Linked DNA regions of Homo sapiens: region 2 is linked to region 1. Evidence: read pairs that join two places in POLR2A ChIA-PET (ENCODE). Cell type or tissue: MCF 10A. All regions are shown on one strand. Links, peaks and the distances in the headings refer to the core of each region. The heading gives the core; the rest is flanking DNA. Region 1 holds the start of LOC105373928 (a long non-coding RNA gene). Region 2 has its middle 18 kb from the start of PTMA.

What was found. Peaks named below come from ENCODE experiments on the same cell type or tissue, not always from the same donor. Only the 100,000 strongest peaks of a DNase experiment are listed, where the experiment ranks them.
Region 2: POLR2A ChIA-PET joins it to region 1 with 5 read pairs; 30 of 35 experiments call an interaction of 5 or more read pairs at or near these places.

What each region holds. Positions count from the first base shown.
Region 1 is chr2:231,608,138-231,617,139 of GRCh38, reverse strand. LOC105373928 (a long non-coding RNA gene) reads right to left here and starts at 5,374. Exons shown (of 2, transcript XR_923987.2): 1 at 4,255-5,374; 2 at 3,555-4,168. RefSeq lists enhancers at 2,769-3,415, 3,782-3,831, 3,842-3,931, 3,416-4,061, 4,062-4,708 and 4 more and a silencer at 2,572-2,951. In MCF 10A, for the core only: a CTCF peak has its summit at 4,426 (motif pointing left); DNase peaks (open chromatin) are centred at 3,199, 4,459, 4,839 and 5,159.
Region 2 is chr2:231,685,751-231,694,752 of GRCh38, reverse strand. No RefSeq gene overlaps it. Among named protein-coding and RNA genes, the nearest start is that of PTMA, 18 kb to the left of the region's middle. RefSeq lists enhancers at 6,542-7,266, 7,136-7,295, 7,993-8,718. In MCF 10A, for the core only: no CTCF peak of the experiment used is centred there; no DNase peak of the experiment used is centred there.

The DNA of each region.
Region 1 (9,002 bases), core at 3,112-5,611:
GACTTGAGCCCAGGAAGTTGAGGCTGCAGGGAGCCGTGATTGCACCACTGCACTCCAGCCTGGACAACAGAGTGCAATCTTGTCTCCAAAACAAAAATAGAATATTCTCAGCCTGAGCAAGGACATGGAGATTGAAGGGTGAGCAGTCGATATGACAGCTGAGGATGAAGGAACAGCAAATAGGATTTAGTGGTGCAATCACCTCATCTCTGAGTGACAGAACTTTTGATGTTTGCCCCCTTATGGGAGTCACAACTGGGATCAAGCACCTGCCAACGGGCTCTTTTTCTCTCCTGCTGCCCCAAGGCCGGCCCTGGTCAGGGAGGACAGGTAGAAACCATCTGACACCACTTGAATTGGCACCATTACTATTGGCACCACCGGAATTGACTAGATCTTAAACATGACTTACTCCTCTGTGCAAGGTGAGGGAAGAAGAAAGGAGATGCCAGAGTGCTATCATTTTGGGAACTGGATGGCATCCTGCTCACCCCAATATTTTTAGGTGAGTCTAAGGAGGGCCTGCTTGTCTGATCGGTCTAGTCAATATCAGTTAGCATACTAGGTGAGGAGTTGTGCACCTTGAAGGCCTCTGTTGCTATGGCGTTGAGGGGACTGATGGAGGAGGGAAGCAGGTATCTCGGTTAAAGTTCCCCTTATGGCAGGGCTGGGCCCCAGCCAGGGGCTGTGCCTCTGCTCCTGGAATCTCCCACCAATTCTACAAGGGCAAAGGGCATCTGAGTTATCCTGTGAGCAGCAGGGAACCCAGGTGTGGGATCAAGGCTTTATTTTTTTTAATTCCTTTAATTAATTAATTTTTTTTTTAGAGGGAGTTTCGCTCTTGTTGCCCAGGTTGGAGTGCAATGGCGCGATCTCGGCTCACTGCAACCTCTGCCTCCAGGGTTCAAGCGATTCTCCTGCCAAGTAGCTGGGATTACAAGCATGTGCCACCACACCCGGCTAATTTTGTATTTTTAGTAGAAACGGGGTTTCTCCATGTTGGTCAGGCTAGTCTTGAACTCCCAACCTCAGGTGATCTGCCCGCCTCGGCCTCCCAAAGTGCTGGGATTACAGGCGTGAGCCACCGCGCCTGGCCCTATTTTATTTATTTAGAGACGGAGTCTCGCACTGTCACCCAGGGTGGAGTGCAATGGCACGATCTCGGCTCACTGTAACCTCTGCCTCCCGGGTTCACGCGATTCTCCTGCCTCAGCCTCCCGAGTAGCTGGGATTACAGGCGCACACCACCACACCCGGCTAATTTTTTGCATTTTTAGTAAAGACGGGGTTTCACTATGTTGGCCAGACTGGTCTCCAACTCCTGACCTCGTGGTCCGCCCGTCTCGGCCTCCCAAAGTACTGGGATTACAGGCGTGAGCCACCGCGCCCGGCCAGGACCAAGACATTCTCATCCTGGGATGGTTGGGGATGGGGACTGGTGTGCTGCCTCTGAGAGCAAAAAAGAGGGTCGAGAGGGGAGGCGGCCGAGACACAGGGACACCTTAAAGAGCAGGCAAAGCTGATCAAGAGGACACCTGGAGGAAGGGCCCTTCCAGAGCAGCCTGCCCGTTCCCTCATGACTGGTTAGGCCAGGGAGCTGGCGCTCAAAGCTGCCGACGGGGCATTCCCTCTCACTTGGCACAGCAAGACAGCTCTGGGTCTCTGACCCTTTGCGGATCCGGGTGTCCCTCCTGCTTCGTCCTCCTCCCACCCGCACCTCCAGATCTTTCCCCACCTGAAGGCATGGCTGCCTTCTGCCGGGCTGTAGGAAGGGCGCCACCTGGGATTCCAAAAACCCCACAGAGGCAGGCACCTTTCCCCAGCCTGAAGCACCCCATGCGTATCTGGCTTCTCCTGCAGGGCAAACAGCGTTTCTTACACTTTTCCCGCCAGCATAGCCAGGCAATAGCTGGGAGGCCCCCAGGCGCGCAAAGTCGCAGCGCGCGGAGACACAAACTGAACTCAACCCGGCGCGGGCAGGATCGGTGGCGGACGCGCAGTTCCCACGGGCACGGGGGATCTGAGAGGGTCCTGGGGCTCTTGAGCTTGACCTCACTCTCAAATAATCCCCCCACAACTCCCTCACCCCGCCCTGCTCCTTTCTCCAAGGCCTCTCTTCGGTTTATCTCCACTTCCTTACTGACAGCGGGAAGGGGGTTAAGGGAGCACGTAGTCGTCCCCCAGCCGTGTCGCTTTCCGCCCCCGGTTGAGCCCACTTTCCCGTGGAGGGGGGAGGTGTTTCCGCCCGGGAGCTGCTGCGCGCGGTGATCACACGGAGGTCTCCCGGGCGCGCCGGGCCACGTGCGTGCGCGCGCGCGCGCGGGTTCCCCCTCCTTGGTGGACCAGGCCTCCCAGGGCCCCTACTGCCCCATCTGCCCCTTGGTGAAAACGTGAAGCCTTTTGCAACTGCGAAGCAGAGGAGACCTCTGTCCTTTCCAACGTACAGCCCCAGGGAAGGACTCAGGGCGCGGGCAGCGCCTTCGCGAGATGCCGAAGCGCGCGGGCCCGGTGACCGTCAACTTTGCGCACAAATGTGGGGCTGGGAGGACGCAGGTCCTGGAGGCGGGGACAGTGGACAGAGCAGCGCGTCTGGAGAGAGGGCTAGGATCCCTGAAACAGGACTCGGGGGCAGCCGGGGCAGGGGAGGCTGGGGGCGGGGAGGCGGCTCGCCAGTGCTCCAATTGAGCCCTGGAAAATCCCAGGCGCGCAGGGAGAGGCGGGCCGCTTCGCGGGCAGGCCGGGGACGGCGGGAACAAAGGCGGCCCGAGGCCGGATGCAGTCATGGAAAAACCCATCGGGGCGCCTGGGTGGGGGCGGCGCGCTCCCGGCAGACTCGCCGCCCTAGCAGGCCGGCCCGGGCGGGGCTGCTCTCGGCCCCCGCCCCGGAGCGCGCCTCGCGGAGCAGAAAAAATCCCTGGCGGGGAGGGGGCGCTGGTCTCCGGGACTGGGAACCAGAAGCTCCCACGTTCCAGATGCCGCGCACCGCGTGCTGTCGGCCGCGAGGGGCGAGCGGCCCGGGCTGGTACCCGCGGAGCACACCCGGGGCTGCACACGGCCACCTGGTTGACTAGGGGAGGCCGGCATCTCGGGGGCGCGCACAGAGCCAGGCGCGGACGCCTGTGCCGAGTTGCGTCTGGCCGCCACCGGCTCCTGCACACACATGATCACTTGCACGCACGTGCGCCCACACACGCGAGCTGCCTACAGCTCTCAGGGCAGAGGGAAGGAAACGGTTGGACAGAGGGGGCCGAAATAGATGTTCGTTAGGGCGGGTCCCTGGGGCTAGATACAGAACCTCAAGCTGGGGGCGGGGGGCCTTTGAAGAAGCTACGGTTAGGCCCGCCCCCCATTTTACAGGTGCAGGGACTGGGCCTCCCCGGCGGACGTGCCCAGGTCCCGCCCCAGGGTTAGAATTTCCCTCCGGTGAAGGACGCTGCCGGCCCAGATCCTGGTGCTGTAAACCTGGCTGGAGCCGGGGAGGCAGCACGACGGGTTTTTTCTATAGAAAAGGAAAGTGTTGGCTCAGGTTGGACCCAGTGACTCGAGGCCTTTTCCAGTTCTGACTTTTTATGAAGAAGGAACTGGGCCCAGAGGCCATAAAAGGAGTTGGTAGGAGCTGAGAGAAAACCTTGGTGCCTGTTTTGGCCTCAACCACAGGCTCTTCCTGGTTCAAATGTCCCATTGTTTATTCGTGCTGCTGCCTACCGTGGGGTGTCGAGGAGCAAAGCCTGACCCCGCGGGGTCCCTGGGGTGGGGAAGGGATGTCAAGCAGGACAGGGCTGCAGAGGGGGCTCCCGGCTCTGCCCAGATGGGGAGGGTGTGGGATGGGTGGCTGATGGGGGTCCCTGGAAAACAATGAAGCAGGTGCCCAGGCTTCCAGAAAGTTCAGGTTGGAGAAGGGGCAGCTGGAATTGTTGCTGGAACACAGTGGGGGAATAGGTTGTGGTGTTGGCCACGACTCAGAACATAGGATCAACGGGGGGCGGGGGGGGAGACCCCGCTAGGCAACAGGGCCAAATGAGCTAGCATTTGCTTGTGGTCCCATTAGGAACTGACCTTGGAAGCAAATGACGCAGCGCTGCCTGTCCCTAGCCTCTTGATCTTACCCAACATCTTTGGGCCTCAAATTCCTCATCTGTAAAATGGGAGCAGGCACTCCTCCACAGGGCTGGTTTGGGAATTGAAAATGGGTATATGTAGGTTTCCGTCCCCCCTTCCCTTCTCCCTCCCAGTGGGGCAGGGACGAACTCCCACCTCCACTCAGCATCTCCCGCGTTTTTGCCACTTTTCAAAGTCTCTGGTGCCTGCTCCCCGGGACTCCTTCCAAGGCCTGGTTTCTCGCGAGCAGGTTGTTGGGGGGGTGGTGGGGGGTAGGTTCAGTAAGAGGAAGGCTGGGGGAGCGGCGCCCCCTGGTGGCCAGTTGCAGGAGAGCCTGGACGGGCCCTGGGGACAAGTCCAGGCTAACCTGGTTAGTGCCGGATGGCGTCTGGCACGTGAGAACCTCCCAGGGGCTGACCATGGGGCTCCACTCAGGGAGGCTTCCCTTCTGACTCACTTTCCCCGTTGAGTAAGCAGAGAGAATGCTGGTTCCCCACAGCAGCGTTTCCTCTGCCTTCTCATGGCCCAGCTTCTTTGGCCTCAACAAAGAAGGAACTGTTGAGGCCAAAGTTCCTGCCCAGGAGGAATGAAGGAACCTGTTATTTATACTGTGCCTTGCAGTTTCCAAAGCCCTTCGACGCACATTACTTGTCCTGAGGTGCGCTGCGGCGCTAGACGGAGAGAGGATCCTGGTTCAGACCAGGGCTCCAGCCCCAGGGGTTAGTTGGGATTCTGCCTCCTCCAGCTGTGTAACCAGGGTGACCTTCAAAACATTGACTAACCAGTAGGACAGGCATCGGCCAATCAGAACAGACCCTGCCACAAACACTAGGTTTAGCCAAATGCCTGTGTCCTGGCCGAAGAGTCTGGAATAACCCCCACCGCACAGGGCCTCAATTTCTCCATCTGCAGTATGGGATAGTGCCGGTACTAGCTCCACCTCATAGGGCTTTAGATAAGTTCATGCACGGAAGGGATTTGCAAACCAGGGACTGGCCCACAGATAACATCCCAGGAAGCACCAGCTTTGTTACTTGTCCTGCCTCCTCTCTGCCAGAGGTGAGTCACAGACTTAGTGACTCAGGGTGGCTGCCACTTTTGAGGGAGTCTCCCCAACTGAGTCCTCTGTGTGCAGCTGAGCTCACCTCCTGCTCCCTCAGGACCTCCTTCTTGGGAGCAGCCTCACCTATCCTGAGGCATCCATAAACCCCTGTGGCTGAAAGTTTTCTCTCTGACTCTGGTCCTGATCCTCCCCATGCCTCAGACCTCCCCTCTCTGCTGTCCCCTGAAGCCCCCCTCTCCACCCCACCCCAGCCAGACACTTCCCACAGCACGTCTCTCCCAGAGCCTGCCTGCCCTCAGCCCACCTCCTAGCCTAGAAGCCCAGAGCCATCCTGCCCCAGCCTCTCTCTGCCCCAGGGCAGCTGCTTCCCCCTCTCTGAGCTCCAAGGCACCTCTCAATGTCTTGCCCCTATTACACCAACCTCCCATCTGCCCGCAGCCTCTGGCCATGCCCCTGTCCTTGTCTCTGGTGCACCCGCTGGATTTATCTCCCTAAAACACAGGCTGCAGTACTCCCCGTCTCAAAAGCCTTCAGTGCCCCCTCCTGGCCTTCCCAATCCAGCCCGCACTTTATTCGTCATCACAGTTACCATTTACTGAGCGCTCCCCACCTTTCTCCTGTACCAAGCGTTTTATATGTGTTATCTCATTTAATCTTCCTGCCCCCCCAACAGCTGGCACATCTATTATTATCCCCACTTTGTAGAGGCTCAGAGAGTTAAGTATGATAACTTGCCCAAGGTCACTCAGCTAGGGGGAGGCAGAGCCAGAATTCAGCCTCACACCACCTAACTCCCCAGTCTTGTTTGGCCATCTGAGGGGCTGCTCTCTGAGAGAGCTTTCTCCTGCCTTTTTTTTTTTTTTTTTTTGAGACTGAGTCTTGCCCTGTCTCCCAGGCTGGAGTGCAGTGGTGCAATTTCAGCTCACTGCAAGCTCCGCCTCCCGGGTTCAATCAATTCTTCTGCTTCAGCCTCCCCAGTAGCTGGGATTACAGGTGCCTGCCACCATGCCCAGCTAATTTTTGTATTTTAGTAGAGACTGGGTTTCACCATGTTGGCCAGGCTGGTCTCCAACTCCTGACCTCAGGTGATCCACCCGCTTCGGCCTCCCAAAGTGTTGGGATTACAGGCGTGAGCCACTGCAACTGGTGTCTCCTGCCTTTCTGGGAATTTCTACCTCCTCATTTTGCTGGCCCCTGGGGCTGGCTGCTTCAGACCACTGGCCCTCCACCCTCACACTTGCCTCCTCCTTCCCAGCCTTGTCTTAGCCTGGAATGTACCTTCTCTTACCTCCAATCAAAATCTTCTTCCATCCCAGCTGGGCTTAAGGGCTGCCTCTCTTTTAACCCCTGCCCACTTCCTGCTGTCTGTTACGGGTTTTTCGGAGGCCCTTGAGTTATTCTGCCCTCTAGAAGTGCTTCTTAAACTTTACCATTCATTAGGATTTCTTGGGGATCTTGTTAAATGGCAGATTCTGATTTAGTAGGCCTGGGTGGGGCCTAGGATTCTCCATTTCCTACAAGCTCCCAGCTGGTGCGGATACTGGTCTGAGGACCACACTTTGAGAAGCAAAACCAGAAGATCAGGCCTAGCAAGGTGGGTCACGCCTGTAATCTCAGCGCTTTGGGAGGCTGAGGTGGGCAGATCACTTGAGGTCAGGAGTTCCAGACCAGCCTGGCCAACATGGTGAAGGCCTGTCTCTACTAAACATACAAAAAACTTAGCCCAGCATGGTGGCGGGCACCTGTAGCCCCAGCTACTCGGGAGGCTGAGGCAGGAGAATCACTTGAACTCGGGACGAAGAGGTTGTAGTGAGCCGAGGTTGTGCTACTGCACTCAAGCCTGGACAACATTCTGTGTAAAAACAAAACAAAACAAAACAAACCCAGAAGATCATAGCTAAAACAGAAGCATCAACTCATCAAATGTTCATTGAATACCTACTCAGAGCAAGGCAGTTGGGGATCCAAACAAGTCCAAGTGCTGGACTCCAGCTCCTAAACAGCAGACAGGATATTGCACAAATGCAGGTTAAAGCTAATGTTCAGCCACGTGCAGTGGTGCGTACCTGTAGTCCCAGCTACTCGGGAGGCTGAGGTGGGAGAATCATCTGAACCCAGGAGTTTGAGTCCAGCCTGGGCAACATGAGACCCAATCTCTAAAAACATCCCCAAAACAAAAAAAAACTAATGGGAAAAAAAACAAAACAAAACCCAAAACCTTACACCCATTCCATAGAACACTTCCAGAAATACTTCCAGAAATGCTCATGTGCCGAACAGCAGGTATTTCATGTGATGAATTCATTTTCTGTCTGACCGCCAGTGATGGCTTGAAACAGGTAAAGATTCCATGCTGGGCGCGGTGGCTCACACCTGTAATCCCAGCACTTTGGGAGGCCGAGGCGGGTGGATCACCTGAGGTTGAGAGTTTGAGACCAGCCTGACCAACATGGAGAAAACCCATCTCTACTAAAAATACAAATTAGCCGGGCATGGTGGCGTATGCCTGTAATCCCAGCTACTCGGGAGGCTGAGGCAGGAGAATCGCTTGAATCAGGAGGCGGAGGTTGCAGTGAGCTGAGGTTGTGCCATTGCACTCCAGCCTGGGCAACAAGTACGAAACTCTGTCTCAAAAAGAAAAAAAAAAAAAAAGATTCCATGACTGCCCTGCTTAGAACCATCTGACGCTCCCACCTCACTGACAATAAAAGCTAGATTCTTCTAGATTCTTCCTCAAGGCCCTGCATCCTCTGGTCCTGCTTCTTTTTTTCTTTTTTTCTTTTTTTTGAGACAGTCTCACTGTGTCACCCAGGGGCATGATCTCGGACCACTCTAACTTCTGCCTTCCAGGTTCAAGTGATTCTCATGACTCAGCCTCCCAAGTAGCTGGGACTACAGGCACACGCCACCATGCCTGGCTAAATTTTTTTTTTGTATTTTTAGTAGAGATGAGGTTTCACCATGTTGGCCAGGCTAGTCTCAAACTCCTGACCTCAAGTGATCTGCCCTCCTTGGCTTCCCAAAGTGCTGGGATTACAAGCATGAGGCAACCTCCCCGGCCCTCTGGTCCTACATCTCACCTCATCTCCCGTCATCAGCTTCACTTTTGTTCCCTTGAATCCAACACCTCAATTTCCTTCCCATCCAAGAGCCTTTGAACTTGCCTGGTTAATGTTCATCTTTCAACTTATCGAGGAACTGGCCTCTGATTCAGACGTGGCTCCTCAGAGAGACCCTTCTTGACCCAGAGGAAGTTTGTTCTAAAGCAGGTGCCCCCAGCCACAATCAGATTCTCTGTTGTATCATTCTGTGGTATGATGTTTAACGTCATCACATTAAATTTTTGGTTGCTTTTTGCCTGCTCATCTGCAGGCCTGAGCTCCATGAGGGCAGGGGTGTCTGCTTCATTTTGCTTTACCGTCAGCACCCAGAACAGCATCTGGTGCATAGTAGGCCTTCAGTGAGGATCTGCTGAATGGATGACTGTTACAGGGCATTTGAAGAGGTGGGAGGCGCCCACAGGTGCCCCAGGTAGGAGAGACGTGGCTTCGTGGAGGCAGGTCAGCTTTCCTAGAAAGCCAGCTCTGAGAGGGAGACTGCCAGGCAGGAGGTTCATCAGGGAGTGCTCCTGGGGTCAGCATCTCCGGGGGAAGGCACAGGAGGGGCAGAGGGAGAACTTGGAAGGCCCTGCTGACCCCAAGGGGAGCTCTGGAGCAGGGATGGTCTTGTATTACTCTTTATTATTATTATTATTATTATTTTTTAATTTGAGACAGTGTCTCACTCTGTCACCCAGGCTGGAGTGCAGTGGCACAGTCTCGGCTCACTACAACCTCTGCCT
Region 2 (9,002 bases), core at 2,414-4,913, 78 kb before region 1:
CCGCCTCAGCCTCCCAAAGTGCTGGGATTACAGGCATGAGCCACTGTGCCCAGCGTCCTTTAGGTATTTCTACAAACTTTAGAACTGAGGCCTAAATTAATTAAAATGGTAATTAATTAAACAAACTAGAGCCTTTTATACCCAGGGCAGTTTCCCATAGGTTATGTCATTTGAGCCTCACGCCAATCAAGGCAGGTGTCCCCATTTCACACAAGTGGAGATCAAGGCTGCCAGAAGGAACTGGTGGAGGTGGGGACCAACCTGGCTTTGCCCCCGTCCCAGCTTTGTCCCCTGGCTTTGACCCTGTCCCGGCTCCGTGAGTGGCTGCCCCCACTCATGAAGCCCTTCCCACTGTCCCCCGCCTGGACATAAGCCCTTCCCACTGTCCCCTGCCTGGACATAAGCCCTTCCCACTGTCCCCCGCCTGGACATAAGCCCTTCCCACTGTCCCCCGCCTGGACATAGCTTTGTGACTATGTGGTCACATCCATGTCACCTTCCATTTCCCCAGTGTCATTGTCTGGCCCTTTGAGGGAACTTTCCAAGAGATTATGGCATTCCCTCCCTTACTGAAGGATGAGTAAGAAACCAGCCACGCCTCTGCACGGCCCCTCCATGGCATTTACACCAAATGGTTCCGATTTGGCTTTCCCTCATGGGACAGACAGGAACATCCCTGGGATTGGCATCGTGCTGCTCAGCCTTAAGGAAATGTGGTCCCACACTCTGAGGAACAGGCCGCAGGAGCTCAGAACACCAGGCCCAGGCCAGTGCCTCAGAGACCCCACAGGCAGGCTGGCGGGAGCGCACCACCTCGCCCAGCAACCCCTTGCTCCCAGAGGGAGTTCTTTAGGGAAGGCCCTGACCCTGGGGGGTCACAGATCGCCAGTGAGATGCAGAAGGGAGACCCCCTTTAAGACCCCACCTCCCCTGGGGGCTTACAGCCTTGGTATCCAGCTGAGCACCTGAAACTACAGACGTGCCAGGCGGGCAAGAGCTGAGTTGGGGCCAAGGTGGGAGAGAGCTGCGCTGCCCTTCAGGATGAAAGGGGAACAGCGGTGCCTTTCCACTGGCATGACATGTCAATAACAAAGCAACCTGCCATTTATAATGTGTTCATAATGCCCGTTCTTGGTATTCAAAGCTTATGGTTGTTGCTTTTCAAGAATGTGTGGCAGCGCAGTTGGTGGTGTTACCTCCGAAGTCAGATCTGCTCCCAAGTTTCCAACCCCTGCCCTGGAGTCCCCTTCCCAGGGGGCCCTCAGTCATCCCAAGGCCTCAGGCCAGGGCCTTGCTGGCCCCTGCTGCATAGACACACTGAGCTCTGTGCTATCACCCCAAACTCCCACCAGAAACACACTTCCTTGGGCCCCACAGCCCAGGAACAACGTGAGTGAATTTGAGTGTTTCCTGTGTGTCCACACGGGTGTCAGCCAACTTCCCCTCTCCACAGAAGCATGTCCATCCTCATCTGTTCTTAGGCAGCCATGCCCATGTACTGCCTCAGGCTGCTGGAGCTCAGGGGACCAGTCTGGCCAGAGGGGCCAGTGGGAAAGGCCAGGAAAGAGCCAAGCCTGAAAACCTAGGAAACAGTGCTGTGGGGCCCGAGCCCCAGCTGCTCGCTGGTGGGTATTTGAGGGGGCCTGCCTTGCCTACCTGGATGGAAGCACAGCATGGAGCCGCCACTGGGGGCAGGCCTGGTGCGGGCATAGAACGCAGGGCAAGAGGCACCTGCAGGCGCGCGGCCACACCCAGGCCTTGGCCCAGCCTGTCCTCTCTTCCCTGTAGCAGGCCCGTTCCACACTCCCACGCCCAGTCTCTCGGTGTGCATGTACATGTCTGTACAACCATGAACACGGATCCCATGTCCTGAATGTGGCCACAGATGTGTGCATGCGTGTGCAGATGCGAGCATGTGCCCATGATACCACCAACCGTTCAACCACCCTTTCCCCTCCTAGGGGCCGGGGCACCAAGCAGGTCCCTGCAGATCTGTGGGTGTTGGTTTTATTCTCCCTTGTATGTTTCTGTATTAAAAAAAAAAAAAAAAAAAAAAACTTTTGGCAGGGCACAGCGGCTCATGCCTGTAATTCCAGTACCTTGGGAGGCCGGAGCAGGAGGATCACTTGAGCCCAGGAATTTGAGATCAGCCTGGGCAACATAGGGCGACTTTGTCTCGCAAAAAAATTAAAAAATTAAGCCGGGCATGGTGGCTCACGCCTGTAATCCCAGCACTTTGGGAGGCCCAGGCGGGCAGATCCCTTGAGGCCAGGAGTTCAAGACCAGCCTGGCCAACATGGCAAAACCCTGTCTCTACCAAAAATACAAAAAATTAGCCAGGTGTGGTGGCGCATGCCTGTAATCCCAGCTACTTTGGAGGCTGAGGCAGGGTAATCACTTGAACCCGGGAGATGGAGGTTGCAGTGAGCCGAGATCGCGCCACTGCATTCCAGCCTGGGTGACAGAGCGAAACTGTCTCAAAAAAAAAAAGAAGAAGTCATTTTGGCCAGGCATGGTGGCTCATGCCGGTAATCCCAGCACTTTGGGAGGCTGAGGCGGGTGGATCATCTGAAGTCAAGAGTTCGAGACCAGCCTGGCCAACATGGTGAAACCACCGTCTCTACTAAAAATACAAAAATAGCTGGGTGTGGTAGCAGATGCCTTGATCCAAGCTACTCGGGAGGCTGAGGCACGAGAATTGCTTGAACTCGGGAGGCGGAGGTTGCAGTGAGCTGAGATCGTGCCACTGCACTCCAGCCTGGGCAACAGAGTGAGCTTCCATCTCAAAGAAAGAAAGAAAGAAAGAAAGAAAAATTAGCGGCCAGGCGCAGTGGTTTACGTCTATAATCCCAGCATTTTGGGAGACTGAGGCGGGCAGATCACAAGGTCAGGAGTTCAAGACCAGTCTGGCCAACGTAGTGAAACCCCGTCTCTACTAAAAATACAAAAAATTAGCCGAGTGTCGTGGTGTGCACCTGTAATCCCAGCTACTCTAAAGGCTGAGGCAGGAGAATCACGTGAACCCAGGAGGCAGAGGTTGCAGTGAGCCAAGATCATGCCGTTGCACTCCAGCTGGGGCAACAGTGTGAAACTCCGTCTCAAAAAAAGAGAAAAAAAAATTAGCCAAGTGTGGTGTTGCACCTGAGGTCCTAACTACTTGGGAGGTTGAGGTGGGAGGTTTGCCTGAGCCCAGGAGGTCGAGGCTGCAGCAGCTGTGAGTGTGCCACTGCACTCCAGACTGGGCTTTAGGACTCCAGGGTGGACAATTCTAGGTAGATTCCCGGGGCCTCCCCTGCTGATCGCTGCCCCCACCAGCTTTCCTCTGGCAGAGCCCGCCCTCCCAGTACTCGGATTTGCTGTTTTCATCCCCCATTCTCACATTACTGCGCCTCTGGGACAAGTCACTGTACCTCCCTGGTGCCTCAGTTTTCTGACCAAAACAGCAACAAAATAAGCAAATCAATCAAACAGCTAATAATGCCACTTATCTGGGTGATGGAAACTCAGGGCCAGGCGCAGTGGCTCACGTCTGTAATCTCAGCACTTTGGGAGGCTGAGGCAGGCGGATCACCTGAGGTCAGTTCAAGACAAGCCTGGTCAACATGGCAAAACCCCGTCTCTACCAAAAATACAAAAAATTAGCAGGGCATAGTGGCGCATGCCTGTAATCTCAGCTACCAGGGAGACAGGCAGGAGAATCACTTGAACCCAGGAGGCAGAGATGGCAGTGAGCTGAGATCGTCCCATTGCACTCCAGCCTGGGTGACAAGAGCAAAACTCTATCTCAAAAGAAGGCCAGGTGTGGTGGCTCACGCCTGTAATCCCAGCACTTTGGGAGGCTGAGGCAGGTGAATCACGATGTCAGGAGTTCGAGACCAGTCTGGCCAACATAGTGAAACCCCGTCTCTACTAAAAATACAAAAAAAAAAAAAAAATTAGCTGAGTGTGGTGGTGTGTGCCTGTAATCCCAGCTACTCGGGAGGCTGAAGCAGGAGAATTGTGTGAACCCGGGAGGCGGAGGTTGCAGTGAGCGGAGATAGCACCATTGCACTCCAGCCCAGGGGACAGTGCGAGACTCCCTCTCAAAAAAAAAAAAAAAAAAGAAAAGAAACTCAGTTCCACTAGAGGCATTTCATGTGGTCCAATCCCTTTCCCCACACTAGAAAGGGATTGTGGAGCTAACCCAGTCCCACAGCCCACCATGGCAGGCATGACTCCTCCATAAGCCCCCTTCGGGGCTCACCTGCTCTCAGCCTGGACACCTGCACACCCAGGTGAGCAGTCATGCACCCACACCTGGGACGTCAAAGCACAGCCTGCTCATGAGAAAACCCTGCCTCCTAATGAGTGCAACGCTGGCCTCTCCCATGAACCATCAGATCCCGGGGGTCAGGGGAGGCCCCAGCTTAACTTCTCTGAGCCTCTGCTTCTTTTCTTCTTTTTTTTTTTTTGAGACAAAGTCTCCTTCTGTTGCCCAAACTGGAGTGCAATGGCATGATCTCGGCTCACTGCAACCTCCACCTCCCGGGTTCAAGAGATTCTCCCGCCTCAGCTTCCTGAGTAGCTGGGATTACAGGTGCGCACCACCACGCCTGGCTAATTTTTGTATTTTTAGTAGAGACGGGGTTTCACTATGTTGGTCAGACTCGTCTTGAACTCCTGACCTCAGGTGATCCACCCGCCTTGGTCTCCCAAAGTGCTGGGATTGCAGGCGTGAGCCACCGTGGCCCGCCACTCTATTTCTTTTTGTAAAGGTGGGAATAGAATGAGAAAAAAGGTACTTTGCAGACTCTGAACAGCTCTGTAGATATTATTTATTATGGTGAAACCATTTGAGACCAATTACAGAGCAACACATCAAGGATCATAGAACAATACCAGGAAAATTGCACACATATGTGCTAAGGAGACCCCCAGGACAAACACTTTGAGCCAAGTTCTGCTGTGGTGGCAGTGCATTTGGGTGGCATCTCTATGCCCTGCATTCCCTGCACAAGATCAATGCCTCAGAGCCAGCAGGGGGGCGGGGGGTTGGCCTCACATGACCTTGAGGACGTTTTGGCTCAGAGACAGGATCACACAGCTCACAGACAAGGCCAGGTTTGGAATTCAGGTCTTTTGGCCTCAGAATATGGGCGTTTTTCACTCTGTGGCCGCAGTAGGCCAGTTTTCAAGCCAGAGACATGGAGACATGGGAGCAGATGTGAGCCACGCAAGTGGATGAAGCACGAGCCACTTGCCGTGGGGAAGGGTAGCTATGCGTCCGTGCACCCGTCAGCACATGCGCATTGAGCACCTGCCTCCACTGGAGGAAGTGAACATTCTGGGGGCCATGGAAGGGAGAGGGATGGGTTCCTCAGGGCTTTTGTGGCTGGGACCAAGGGGCTGACTCCCTCAACCTTGTTAGAGGCTGCCAAGGGCCTGCTTTTTGGCACAAGCTGACCTCTGCTATTCATCAACGCCAGTTAGTGGATCCTGGGGCTCCAGTTGAGGGGGGCAGAAAGACACAGAGGTGGGGGAAGGAGGACAAAGGGGCCTCCCTTGGGTCACCCAAGGTGCCAGGGGACTCGGAGTAGGAGACGGAGCCTGGCAGGGTGGGTCAGGCCTGCGTGTGGGTGGGCCTGGTGGATGAAGGCAGCGGAACAGTGGGAGGGAGCAGGGATGTCCTGATGAATAGACCGATGAGTAGCAGGTGGACGGGCAGCCAGGGCAGCTCTGGGCACCAGCCTCCTGCTCCCGGCCGCCGGCCAGGCCAGTAGGCTGGGGGCAGGGATGCCACCGGCCTCTGCTGTGGGTGAGGTTGTGGTAATAAATCACTGGCCAGGGCCAGGAGCCTGCAGCCTTCAGCACTTGCTCCCTGAGGACCAGCTAATTCACTTGCAGTGAGGCCGGCACTAACGACGGCCCATGTACCTAAGTACACCGCAGCCCTGCCGAGCGGCGTGTACCGCTAACCTCCTAGCAAGGGGCCCTACGATGGTGGACAGAATCCCCACCCCTGCCACAGGTTTGGCCAGCTCCCTGCCTGCCCTCGGGAGGGCCAGAAACACCCCTGAGGGAGGGGAGACCCCCCACCCTTGGCCTGATGAAGCTGGGGGAGGAGAGGCAGTGCAGACACCCCCTCTTGAACTGCACAGGGCCTAATTATGGGAGCAACTGGGAAGGAGACTGGGGGTTGCTGGTGGGTGGGGAGGGTCAGTCTCGTCCTTCCTTGGTGGAAGGGGGAGGAGGAGGAACCTCATTCAGCCAAGGCCCATCACCAGGTCCAGAGCGTGGTCCTACCAAATAGAAACTCAAGTCCCAAGAAACAAACCACTTAGAAAACAAGGCCCGGCATCTTGCCAGGCTCTCCCTGATGCTGGCTGTTGGCTGATGGCACAAGTGTGGCATTCCTGGGCTGCCCCATCCCTTTCTGGTTCATGTACCAGGGTTTAGTGAGCACATACTATGTGACTCCCTGCTGGGGTCCACACATTGTCCCAAAGGCTCAGCCAGGAAAGCACTCAGCACACAGTGATCACCACAGCGAAAGCAGCCAATATCCACCCACCATGGCCTGGCACCAAACCAGGGCTCTGCATGCACTGCCTTGTTTGCCCCCAGCTCCACCTGCAAGGCAGGGACTGCTAAAGATGCCCATTTTACAGATGAGAAAACTGAGGTTGTGGAGGTTAAATCACTCGCCCAAGACTCTTAACTTGTAAGTAGCAGACGTGGTGTCTTGAATGATTCCCACGCATAACCTCCAAGACTCCAAGTTGGGGTGAAGGGGTACTGAAAGGTGAGGTCAGAAGAGCCGGGCACTGAGAGAAGGGGAACACTGAGGGGCTTGCCATTGGGGTTCTCAGCTCCCATTTCAGCATTCTGGAAGCCCCTCCCCACCTCCCGCCCAGGGGACAGTACATTAACAAGCTCTCAGAGGGACAATGGGGAGGCCACAGGGTAAGCACCCTTGGCCCCTTGGGCTGCACTGTGAGGGGCAGAGGATCGCAGGGCTCTGGGGGCTGCACGGTCCTGCCTGGAACAGGCATGGGTGATGGGCGGGCTCTCCATCCTTGTGGTGGCTGCTGTCCTAGTGCTGGGCACCTGCCTGGAGCCTGGGTCCTCTCACTGCTCCACAGCCCCCCAGGCTCATCTCTGGGGCTCAGATGAGCACAACCTCAACCAGGCAGGTCCTGCAGGACTCTCGGTCGCCAGGCATAGTCACAGGAGGTCCCCAGGCACAGCCGCCTCCCGGGAGTTGGCGGGGTGGTGAAACAAAAGGGACCTGGCTTGGGAGGGCAGGAGGTGACCACGTGCTCCCTCCCAACCCCTAACCCTCCAGTGGCTGGGCCTGGAGGGATGGGGCCTAGAGTGCCCTCTGCCGGCCTGGGGGGCTCCTCGAGGGAGGAGGTAGCAGCTCCAGGTCCCTGATCAGCAGTTCCTCTTCCAGCATCTAAGGCCTGGCCGGGTGTGTGCTGGTGGGTGCCTGTGGGTTCTGTGTGAGTATGTGCTGTATGTGAGCAGGTCTATGTGTGTCTGTGTCTGCTGATGTGTCCCAGGAATGCCTGTGTCTGATGTGCGCAGGGTGTGCCCGTGAGTGTGTGTGTGAATCTGTGAGCATGCATCTGTGTGTGTCTGTCTGCACATCTGTGTCTGTTTTTGTCCATGTATACATGCCCGTGTGTCAGCATGTGCAGGTGTGTTATGAATGCATGTCTGCATCTGTGCTTGTAGGAGTGTGCCCGTGCCTGAGTCCTTTTTTCACTGTGTGTTTATGCGGGTGCATGTCTGTATGAATGTGGGTGTCCACCTGGGCTTGGCCCTGTGGGATGTGATGGAGCCAGGCTGAGGCCAGGGGAGGTTGCAGGGCCTCACTTACCTGAGCCTGACTTTGGGGACAACCTGCCTGAAAATTGGAGGGAAACTGGGAAGCGGGCAGAGTGGTCTGCCGGCCACTGTGACATTTATTCAGTGCCTACAAGGAGAAAGGGAGGACAATGTAGGTCTCAGCTCCATCCCCTAAGGAGCTTTGCATGCGGGGAGGCTGAATCTAGCATGAGAATTAGCTCCCCTGGAGGTGCCTGCAAAACACAGGGCATACTTGGTGACCTAGATGGCCTGGAGCAATCCTAGGAGGCTCCATGGAGGAGACAGTCCTGCCTGGAGGCTTGAGGGGGAGGTAAAGCCTTGGTCAGATAAGTTGGCTGAGAAAAAAGGGGGGCACTCAAAGGGCTCAAGGCACAGAAGAGCAGAGAATCAGGGGGAGAGGTGGGAGTACAGGGGCTCACTGGGAGTCCAGGGGTGAGGAGCAAGGCCAGACCCTCACGGTGGGCCGGGCACAGAGGCCCAGGTGCTGCCCAGCGGGGAAGGGTCACAGAAGTCTGAGCGGGGGTGAGGGTGGACTGGGGGTCCTTGACCTCCTGCCAACACCCACAGATGGGTGTGTGGGCACTGACTCAGGTACCCCTGCCTGCCCAGGAGCACTGGAGACCAGGATGCCCAGGGCACAGGCTGACCATAGGCACTCTCGCCTTTGGGTTCAGGGGCCTGTTTGGCAGCAGCTCAGGCTGCAGGCTCATCCCGACTCCCCCTTCCAAGACCCAGCAGTGCCCATGCTGCGCCAGCTGCGGTGCTCTTGTGCCATCAATGCCTCCTCTGTGGCCTGGGAGGGTGGGCCGGGTAAGGCCTGGGGCCCCAGCCAGCTCAGTCCCCTCTCCGGGTGGCACTGGGCTGGCCTCTTTGGCACTGGCCTTGGCATCTTAAATAGGCATGCTCCATCCCTAGGGCCCGGTGCCCTGGAAGCCCCCCAGTGAGGTGGGCCCTGTGGTGGCTTGTGAAATCCAGCTCAGAGAAAGCATCCCGAACACACACTCATCCAGGTGCACCAGGGCGGGCACGTGGGCACACGCTCAGGCATAGGAGGAAAACGTCTACACTCCAGCATCCCTTTCATATCAAGTCCCATTCACCCTCTAGAACCTGGTGTGCTGCTGGCTCCTTGTCCCCGGCTGCCTCTTCCC